Regions from separate parts of the Mus musculus genome. Here region 2 is linked to region 1. Evidence: chromatin loops called from intact Hi-C (ENCODE). Cell type or tissue: heart. All regions are shown on one strand. Region 1 holds the start of Gm16008 (predicted gene 16008). Region 2 holds the start of Agrn (agrin).

Region 1 (5,000 bases):
AAGCTGGGCTACTTTGACCTCATTGGCTGTGACTTCCTGATTGATGAAAACTTCAAGGTGCTGTCTTGGGGAGAGGAGGTCCGGTAGGGAGGTGCAGGGAGGTGGGGCCCTTGCGCGCTCTGAGCACATAAGCGTGCCCAGTGGCTGGACTCAGATCTAGATTTGGATGTGCACAAAAAGCTGGTCTCCTGCTGGAACTGAGCAGCTCCCACGATCAGTCTTAACTCCTTGAGCAAACAAGGGGAGCAAAGCCATTAATCTGCCCGGAATCACTGGGCTCATTAGGGACCAGAGCCCCAGCTTCTTAACAGCAGTAGGTGGGTAGAGAATGGTGCTGAGCACTGTCTGCCACAGGTGTGGCTGCTGGAGATGAACGCCAACCCTGCCCTGCATACCAACTGTGAAGTCCTGAAGGCAGTGATCCCCGGAGTGGTTATAGAGACCTTGGGTGAGCTCTGGGCAGCCCCACACCACAACTTTCCCATATGCATCCCCCCACCACCCCCAGTTCTGGGCACCCCGTCCTACTTGCCTCCAAGTTCAGACTCCACAAGTCTGGTTTTCTAGCGCTCCATAATCTGTATGGCAGCCAAGCCCTCTGCTCACACTTTGTCATTTCTCCCACCTACAGCCAGTCCCTCGTGAACCCCTCTCCTCCTCCCGTGTTTCTAGACATCCAGAGGTTGCTGGCCCCAAATTGCCCTCTCACCATTCACCTTGTCGCTCCCTTGCCTTCCCACAGACCTGGCGCTTGAGACCTGCCAAAAGAGCTTGCACAGTCAGAAGATGCTGCCTCTGCTGTCACAGCGTCGCTTTGTGCTCCTTTACAACGGGGAGACTACGGACTTGTGGCCGCGCTTGGCGAGCTCGCGCCCACTTAACCGCTTGCCTAACCCTCACCCTAACCCTAACCCTAACCCTCACCCTCACCCTCACCCTCACCCTAACCCTAACCCTCACCCTCACCCTCACCCTAACGCTAACCCTCACCCTCCCCGGCCCACCTGTGAAGCCGCATCCTCTGCGCTTTCCTCCGCACGGGCCGCTATCTCAGAACGGCCTGGTGCACGCAAGTCGATGCCCTCCAGGGGAGCTCCCGTGTGCACACCCCGCAAATCGCGGCTGTCTGACTCGAGCGGTAGCTCCATAGCGGAGTCTGAGCCCTCTCTCTGTTCTGGGTCCCTGGAAGGCAGCAGGGACACAGCCCGGGAACCCTCCCTGGGTCCGCCCGAGGAGGAGCGCGAGGAGGAACAGAGAAGTACGAGCCATCGAGGCTCCTAGCAGCCGCAGCATCCAGCGGCCCTGCACCTTGCTGTGCCCTCTCCGGGACCTATAAAAGCTACTTTGTGACAAACGCAACCTCTAGAAGCCCGTCCCGTCTGGGCGCCCCCCAGCCCTTCTGCCCCCGCTTCTCTATTTGCTCCGTGGTTGTCCTTAGAGGAAGGAGAGGGAAGCGTGCAGAATGGGAATGCGTCCTTCCGGTCCCACTGACCTCCTTTTCCTTCTCTGGGGCAGCCCAGCAAATCCTGGGTCCCCATGCTCTGTGTTTTTCATTCTGTATGATCCTCCTGAAACTCCATGGCCTTCATGACCTCTGCAACCTGGCACTGGGACCCACCCACTGTCCCATGGAGTCCTTAGGAAAGGTCTTGGATGCCCTTGGAACTCTGGAAGCCCCACCTTACCCCATTACTATTCTGGTTCATCCTTACCCTGCCCAACACCTTCCTTCTGGCCTTTCAGACACTTTGTGGAATAGCCAAAGCCGCCATTTCCCTATAAATGCCCTGGAACCTGTCAGGCATTAGAGGCACAAAGGAGCTGGCTGTGAGAGGGCAGTTCCCAGGGATGTCGACTCTTATTAGTGATTAGTGCATTCTCTAATGTTCGCGCTCCCAGTTAGCACGGGGTTTGAAAGGAGAGCACTGACCGTCTCAAACCTCTGAGGTGTCCACATCTTACACCAAAGCAGCCAGGACACTGTAAGTCCATCCAGCCAAACCCTGTCCTATAAAACTCCAAAGAGGACCAAAGAGGGCCAAAGAGGACCACCCACAGGTTTCCAGGTCCTTCCCAGCCTGAATCCTCTCTTGCATATATATCCAAGGTGGCAGATGCCTCTTCCTAACCCTTCTGACCTTTAGTTAGTCCTAAGCATCAAAGTGGGAGGAGTGCCAGACTAGTCCCTGTTCTTTTATTTATTTTTATATCTAATAACACTAAATGGCACTATATTCAGCCTCACCAGAAGAGGGCGTCAGATCTCATTATGGATGGTTGTGAGCCACCATGTGGTTGCTGGGATTTGAACTCAGAACCTTCGGAAGAGCAGTCAGTGCTCTTAACCACTGAGCCATCTCTCCAGGCCATCCCTGTTTTGTATTGGAGCAAAATCTCTCAGTGGATAAGGAAATCTTCCTGGCACAGTAGTCTCAACTGTGGCACGGTTTCTAAGCTACAACTGCCTGGCCACCACTAGAGGGCTCTGTCTACAGCCACTGCTCTGGCAAGGAACTGAGGCTACAAGAGGCAAAGTGAGGTCACAGAGGAAATGATCGTGGAGACCTTACTTTAGTTTGTGAACATCCCACGTTTCTCCACCCCCTCCACAACCCTTCTCCATTCAGACCGCCTGTCCCATGCCAGGTGTTTCAGTCTACTCTTCCAAGTCCAGTCTTCCTGTTGTGGCCTAGAGCATGAAGTGCAAGGTGACCAAGTTCAGTGTCTCCTATAACCGATTGTGGTTCCTCTTGGAAAGAGCCTGCCCCAGGCCTGTGAGTCTCTGGGTATCTGACGTCCACCGAGGCTAGGAAAATGAAGACTAGTCTCCCTAGGGCCTTGGGCTGTTAGTGAGGTCAGGGCAACATTTCTGCAGGCTTCCATGGTGCTACATAGCCATGCCCCTTGGAGACACCTGTCATTGGATTCTCAACTGTGCCACCTCCGAGTTCTATTTTCTATAGCCTCACAGTTCCTTGACCAAGTCAGAGCTGTGTCCCTTGATGGCATTACCAGTGTCATAAACATTTCTGGTCTCAGCTGCTACATGGAGCTGCAGCCCTGCCTCCCGCCCCCTCCCTCCCTCGGGGTGGTGGTAAGATGTCAGCAGAAGTGACAAAGCTCTCAGGAAGGAGATGCTTCCACTGCTGCTGTGGGGACACGGAGCCTCTACTAAGATCCTGATGTGATAAATGCCCATTGGCAGTAGCCTATCTGGTTCAAGCAGGGCCTCTGCCAGCCATGGGCTGTCCAAGGGCTTGGGCTACCTGCTACCCTTCATTCCTGGCAGCTGCAGAGCATGTCAATGAATAAACATTTCAGATCTGTTGCTGCTCACTCACCCCACAGGAGTAATGGCCCCATCTACTCTCTCCCAGGTCCCCAAGCCCTTAGCCTACACGTAAGTCTCCAGGAGCCCTGAGTTTAGGACAGCATAGAGCTCTAAGGAGTGAAAAGCTGTAGGGCATTTGAGCATCTAGCCACCTGGCATTCCTCCATTAGGAATACAACAATATGGCAGAACCAAGGCTTAGGAGCTGATAGTTGTATCAAGACTGGTCTGGCCTTACATTGTCACTGGGGTTGGTGATCCAAGGAGAATAGAGCTCCTGACAGCTTACTGTGCCTGCCAACCCTCCTCTCTCTCTCTCTCTCCTCCTCTCCTTGGAGGGAATCCTGTGGTCCTACCAGTAGAGTTGTCAAGAAGTTTCCTCCACCACAAGACACTGGGGAATTGAGCTGTTCACCCTCTCTCTCCTGTTGTCTCTGCAGCCAGCACAGACCTTTACAACACACACACACACTTAAGCCTGCCTTAGTCAGGGATCTGGCGTCTGCCTAAGGGACAGTCTCTGGGATGTGAGCCCAGCCCAGTACAGGGAAGACCTAGAGGTTTGTAGTGCCAGCTAGTCAGTGGGAGCATAGCTCAGCAGCCAGGGACAGTCATTACCCACCTACCCCTCAAGGTCTCTAGACAGCTGCCAGGAGCCTGGAGTTGGGGGAAGGGTTGCTGAGTTGTAAAAGGAAGAGGCATCTCATATGTCAGGCTGGGGCATGTTCCACATGAAGAATAAGAAGTGAGAGGGTGGAGGCTGGGCAGGAGCCACCAGCTGTGGCCGGAAGCATTTCTGGGAACTGAGATGGCCTCTGAGCCTTTATCTGAAACTGAACAAAACTTACAAAATCAAGGTGAAGGTGCGTGCGTGTGCGTGCGTGCGTGCGTGCGTGCGTGCGTGTGTGTGTGTGTGTGTGCGTGCATGCACGCGCGCGCTCGCTCTCGTGGTTTTCGGGAAGAACTGGAGAGCACCTACTGTGGGGTAGTGGTTTCTGGGAATTGCAGCAAGACTTTCCTCCTGCTGGACTAGGCCAAGCAGAGCTACAGGGTAGCAGCTTGTGTTCTCATGCTAATGTTGGCTGTGCCCCCCACCCCCACGTAGGACTAAAGGAAGCCTGTTCCCCGTTGGTTTTTTGACTGGTCAATAAAGTTACCGGTGGCCAATGGCTGGGCAGGGAGACAGAGGCGGGACCTTTAGGATCCCTGGGAAGGGACTGAGGAAGAAGAGGGGATTTGGCCAGGAGCAGAGGGTAGGAGACGGACCACCCTGGAAACATGGCATGTAGGTACAGGGGGAAAGTGGCCCCAGGGAGGGTTGCCCGGCAGGACCTAGGGCAGCAAAGGTGAAATATAGATTGTTAAGTATTAACGCATGAACGTTGGAGGGCTGTGTGTGTGTAAGCCATTTGGAGTTAGGGAGTGGCCTAGCCATTGACCTGCTTAGGGCACATTAAAAATAAGGCTGCGTGTGTATCTTTCTTTCTGGATTTTAGTGGGTGGTCAGAAGCACACAGGCACCCATCCGGGAGGGGCGTTTAGAACGGATTAACAACCTACTGCTACACTACACCTAGCTGTTGTGGTTGCCAGCCTATGCAGATGGGCAAGTACTTCAGGAGGAGGGTGCTGAAGTGGTCTCTGTTTGGATGGTAGGAGGTTTCTGCAG
Region 2 (5,000 bases), 160 kb before region 1:
GCCCAGAAGGCTATCTTTATGGGTGAACTGAAACAATGTGATGGTTGTGGGACCCTTTAGAACCGAGGCCTCCGTATCATATACCTGGATGGTTCCCCTAATAGAGGAGAGGATGGGGTGGGGGTGGGGGGGGACATGGATGGACGTGGGGGCTGGCCCTGTGACTGGTGCTTTGCATGTAGTAACTCCCAGCCAAAGTTGCTAAGCCGGTGGTTCTCAGCCAAAGGATTCAGGAACCTTTTGGGGGCCTGAATGACCTTCTGACAGGAGTCGCATATCAGATATCCTGCATATAGCAAAACCAGTTATGAAGTAGTGATGAAAGCAGTTTTATGGTTGGGGGTCACTACAACTCCAGGAGCTGTATTAAAGAATGGAAACATTTTATTAGAGTCATAGCATTAGGAGGGTTGAGAACCACTCCTAAATCCATGTGATGCTTGCAGGCCTGGGACCTAAAGGTGAAGATGCTGGGGGGTAACGATTTCCTGGTGTCCGTGACTAACTCCATGACGGTGTCAGAACTGAAGAAGCAGATTGCCCAGAAGATTGGTGTGCCGGCTTTCCAGCAGCGCCTGGCCCACCAAACTGCAGTGCTCCAGGACGGTCTTACCCTTTCCAGTCTGGGTCTGGGTCCCAGCAGCACAGTGATGCTAGTGGTACAGAACTGCAGCGAGCCTCTGAGCATCCTGGTGAGGAACGAAAGGGGCCACAGCAACATCTATGAGGTCTTTCTGACGCAGACTGTAGACACGCTTAAGAAGAAGGTGTCCCAGCGGGAACAAGTCCACGAAGACCAGTTCTGGCTGAGCTTCGAGGGAAGGCCCATGGAGGACAAGGAGCTGCTGGGGGAGTATGGCCTAAAGCCCCAGTGCACAGTGATCAAGCATTTGCGCCTGAGGGGTGGGGGAGGGGACCAGTGTGCCTAAGGCCCCCATCCAGAGCCAGTGTTGGTTATAAAAGATGATGGGGGGGGGGGTATGGAGGACTTTTGGGATAGCATTGGAAATGTAAACGAGGAAAATACCTAATTAGAAAAAATATCAAAAAAAAAAAAAGATGATGCAATAAAAAGCTCTGCCTCTTGTTTGCTTGTCCCTCTCCAGAAATGCCCTTCTATCCATGGTGAGAAGGCTCTGGGTTGCCAAGTTAAGAGACAAGGATTTCACAGTGAGAGCCTAGTGAGGAAATGCCCCTTCCAGACCCTTTGAGTAATTAATTCACTTCTGGAGAAAGACACTTTTGCTGGGACCCAGTCCTTAGTCTCAGCCAGGCCCTAAAAATGTCCCCATGTCTACATATGGCTCAGGGACAGGTTAGGCCAGTTTCTACCAGTAGCAGGATGAGGCTCCTAATGGAACCAGTGAACTGCTGAGATCCTTTGGGAACAGTGAAGGAATGTTCTTACCTGGGTAAGCTGTGAAGGAGGGTGATGTGTTCTTTTGTATGTGTTCCTAGTCCCACCTGCACTAGTTCACAGAGGGTAGGATGGGGTCTCACCATTCAAATCAGCCACCTGCTGTTTAGGACATGGTAGTTAGCAAGTACACCTCATCCTCATCGGGGCTATAAAGAGGCCACTATAGGCAGGTTAGATGGGCACAAGTAATTGGAGGCTCATCTGTCCACAAAGGACATCATGTCTCAGATAGGAGGCACCCAATTTGAAAAAGCTTCACCCCCCTTTCTGCCTGATGGCTCTTTGTCTTTTCCTCTATCAGCTTACTCGGGCCTTTGAGTGCGCTTAGGGCACAAGCAAGTCAGTACAAGTCCTTCTGTGGTCCTTCAGACCTTTAAGAGAATTTGAGTGGAACCTCAGAAGACCCCCTTCTGGTTGGTGTGTTTGTGCTTATCTGGATTAGGTGATGCCAGATCTAGCAACGCTGGAGCCCACTGTGTAGATGCGACCTCAAATCTGGGTCCAGAAGGTGGAGTCTTTCTCAGGAGGAAGAGCTGCTGACACTCACACTTCACTCTGGCTTCTGGCTCAACAGCCTATGGAAGATAGCATAGTGTCTTCTCTCGTTTTTTTTTTGTTTTTTTTTTTTTCCAAAATTTTTTTCTTCACTTACATTTCAAATGCTATCCAGAAAATCCCCTATCCCCCCCCCCCCCACCCATTCTCTCGGTTTGTTTGTTTTGTTTTTGGTTTTTTGAGACAGGGTTTCTCTGTGTAGCCCTGGCTGTCCTGGAACTCACTTTGTAGACCAGGCTGGCCTCGAACTCAGAAATCCACCTGCCTCTGCCTCCCGAGTGCGCCACCACCGCCCTGCGCGTTCTTTCAACCTCCTGTAGGTCTAGTGCTAGCTTGGCTCCCGGGGGCCTCGGTTTATATCCTGCACTTAGCCAGGCCAAGCTGGGGAAGCTCTGGTCCACAGAGGGAGAGACGGAGGGGGCGGGGACGGTTCTGTAGCAAGACTGGAGAAGACTTAAGTCCACAAGGAGCATCACACTGGGCGGGTCTGGGCGCATTCGGCACAGTCACCGCTGACCGGCCATCGGCAGGGGGCGTGGCCTGTGGTGGCACCGGGACAGCCGCGGGGCCCTCTGCGCGCAGCCCTAGCGTCAGGCTGGGGAAGGGAAGGTCCGGCTCCGCCAGCGTCTCCTGTGCAGACCGGGCGAGCCCCTTGGAATTCCCAGCACGTCGCCCCTCGATTATACATCAACCTGACTTCAGCTGCATTTCCCGGTGGGAGGACAGTTCAGGCGGACGGGGGAGGGGCCCCGGCGCGACGCCTCCCCCTCCCCCAAGGCGGCCACCCACCCACCCACCCGGCCGAGCCCCCGCCCCAGCTCGGCGGGCGCCGCAGTCTCCGGGCTTTGTTCGCTGCCCGCGCGGGTCGCAGGGAGCGGGGGGCGGGCTGAGCCCTCAGGGGGCGGGGCGGGGCCGCCAGTCCCCGCCCAGTCCCCGCCCCGTCCCCGCCCAGTCCCCGCCCCACCCACGCCGTCCCCGCCCCGTCCCCGCCCAGTCCCCGCCCCACCCACGCCGTCCGCCCTCCCTCCTCCTCCGCCGCGCTGCGGTCCAGTCCTGCCCCCCGAGCGGTCCGGCCCGCGCGCTCTCCCGGCTCCCTCCCGCCGTTCCGGGCTGCGCCATGGTCCGCCCGCGGCTGAGCTTCCCGGCCCCGCTGCTGCCGCTGCTGCTGCTCCTGGCGGCGGCCGCGCCAGCCGTGCCGGGCGCCAGCGGGACGTGCCCGGAGCGCGCCTTGGAGCGGCGCGAGGAGGAGGCGAACGTGGTGCTCACCGGCACAGTGGAGGAGATCCTCAACGTGGACCCGGTGCAGCACACCTACTCCTGCAAGGTGGGCCCCGGCCGGACCCCACGAGACCCAGCCCTCTGGATTCCCAGCCCGGGGCTCCTCTCCCCCGTGGTCCCCGTCCCCGAGGCCCGCCCTTCGCGTGCCGGCCGCCCCGCTGCGACCCCGTCCCCAAGCCGTGGGAACGAACCCGGCACGTTTCTGCGGCCCCAGCTGGAGCTCCCTCGGCGACCGCCGAGCCTCCGGGGGGGGGGGGCGCTCGGGTCCCGGAAAACTCCGCCGCTCGGTGCGAAAGTTACTGCGGGGCCGCTGTGGCTCCTTTCACGGCGTCCAGGCCCCGGTTGCTGTCGTGCCCGCCCCCACCCTTGTCCAGAGCCCCTCTTTCTTGTTGGGAACAAGTGTACACCTTCGCCAAAAGGAACGAATAGGGCTCGGGGAGGCACGAGGGGGGACGAAGTCGACCTGTGGCGAGGCCTTTACCAGGGCGAGGGGTGGTCTGCAGGGAGTCAGGGGTGTGTGGTCTAATCTGCAACCCGGGGAGCCTGCGTAAGGTGCTGCAGCGAACGCGTGTCCGAGCCGGAGCAGAGAAATGGGCAGAGGGCTGTGGCTGAGTTTCCTGTGCTCGAGGCGCAGGGGCTCAAAGGACTGGGTTTCTCCTGCCATACGGTAGAATTAGCTCTGTTTCAACTGCAGCTGAATTTGAGAGCACCTTGGAATAGGTATGGGGTCGATACCCTCGGAATATCCGTTGCTGGTTCTCCTCGTCCCTCAAATCGCTTCGCTGGAAACAGGATTTGTTCTTACTCTTTGGGAATGAGAAGGATGGTGACTTCCTTCAGAGTACCGTGTGTTCATGGGATCCCCCCGCTGGGCCCCCTCCTCTCCCTGCCGAGGCACTTTGCCAAGTCCCTGCAGGATTTTCCCGACTTCCTCCCCGCTGCTCCTGGGTGTGGCTGGGGTGGGGGAGGTGTGAGAACTGTGAGCTTTCCCCCTTTGGGTTATCTCCCACAATAGTTGGGGGTGGGGGGCGCAGGTAGATAAAGTTCTTTAGGTGCTGCAAGTCTTAGGTGTCTCGCAGGAGCTAGGCAGGTGGAAAAGCTGCCCATTGTCTTTTTTGCTCCCTCCATTCCAGAACCCCAAATCCCCAGAGCGCCTCAATAAGGGGCTCCTTCCTAGAAATCCTTTCCAAAAAGTGTCTGGGGGCCCTGGACTTATCCTGTGGGCGCTGCGGGCTACATCTTCCAGCCATGTCTGTCAGAAAGGGTGCCCTCGGGGCCCTAAATAAGGAGGTGGAGGGTGGGGCTGACTTGCATTGCCCAAACTTGACTTTGTGGCTCAGAGCTGCCTCGCTGCACAGACTCAGGCAGACTATGGAGCAAAGAAGTGGGTCTTTACTTCCTGGGAGAGGTGTTGGCCCACACAAGGCTGTGAAGATCCCAGCTGGGATCTTGCTCTTAAGTCCTTTCACCTAAAGTGTCTGGTCCTGACTGGACCCTTAGAGTTGGACTTGGGCTGGATAGACCTGAGGTGGGACAATTGTTAGATGGTTAGATGATTGTTAGCCTTCTTATGTCATCCTGAATCCAGTAGGTGTCTACTGCACTGCAGCCTTGGAACATCTCTGCCCAAGGCTGGGGTTCACTGTGCACATTGGCTTGAGCTAGTGAGACCAGAGAGGGGGAAGGGTCCAGGTGTCCAGCCTGCAACCCTGTCCTCATAGGACCAATACACTTTTACTTCCATGTC

What was found. A loop is a pair of places that touch in the nucleus more often than their neighbours do. Peaks named below come from ENCODE experiments on the same cell type or tissue, not always from the same donor. Only the 100,000 strongest peaks of a DNase experiment are listed, where the experiment ranks them.
Region 2: a loop joins it to region 1, with 1.9 times the contacts of the local background. A loop is called at or near these places in 1 of 42 quality-filtered maps.

Annotation. Positions count from the first base shown.
Region 1 is chr4:156,031,194-156,036,193 of GRCm38, reverse strand. Ttll10 (tubulin tyrosine ligase-like family, member 10) reads left to right here. Exons shown (of 12, transcript NM_001368641.1): 10 at 1-57; 11 at 355-448; 12 at 743-1,359. The coding sequence ends at 1,281. It overlaps Gm16008 (predicted gene 16008), which reads left to right and starts at 4,532. Exons shown (of 5, transcript NR_169176.1): 1 at 4,532-4,616. In heart, CTCF peaks have their summits at 2,272 (motif pointing right) and 2,476 (motif pointing right); DNase peaks (open chromatin) are centred at 2,623, 4,083 and 4,483; H3K4me3 peaks cover 2,541 bases; H3K27ac peaks cover 1,581 bases; H3K27me3 peaks cover 2,139 bases.
Region 2 is chr4:156,195,513-156,200,512 of GRCm38, reverse strand. It overlaps Agrn (agrin), which reads left to right and starts at 3,025. Exons shown (of 36, transcript NM_021604.3): 1 at 3,025-3,299. The coding sequence starts at 3,093. It overlaps Isg15 (ISG15 ubiquitin-like modifier), which reads left to right. Exons shown (of 2, transcript NM_015783.3): 2 at 447-1,089. The coding sequence ends at 929. It overlaps Gm46878 (a long non-coding RNA gene), which reads right to left. Exons shown (of 4, transcript XR_003955191.1): 4 at 1,010-1,995. In heart, a CTCF peak has its summit at 2,517; DNase peaks (open chromatin) are centred at 2,442, 3,142 and 4,172; H3K4me3 peaks cover 2,878 bases; H3K27ac peaks cover 2,880 bases.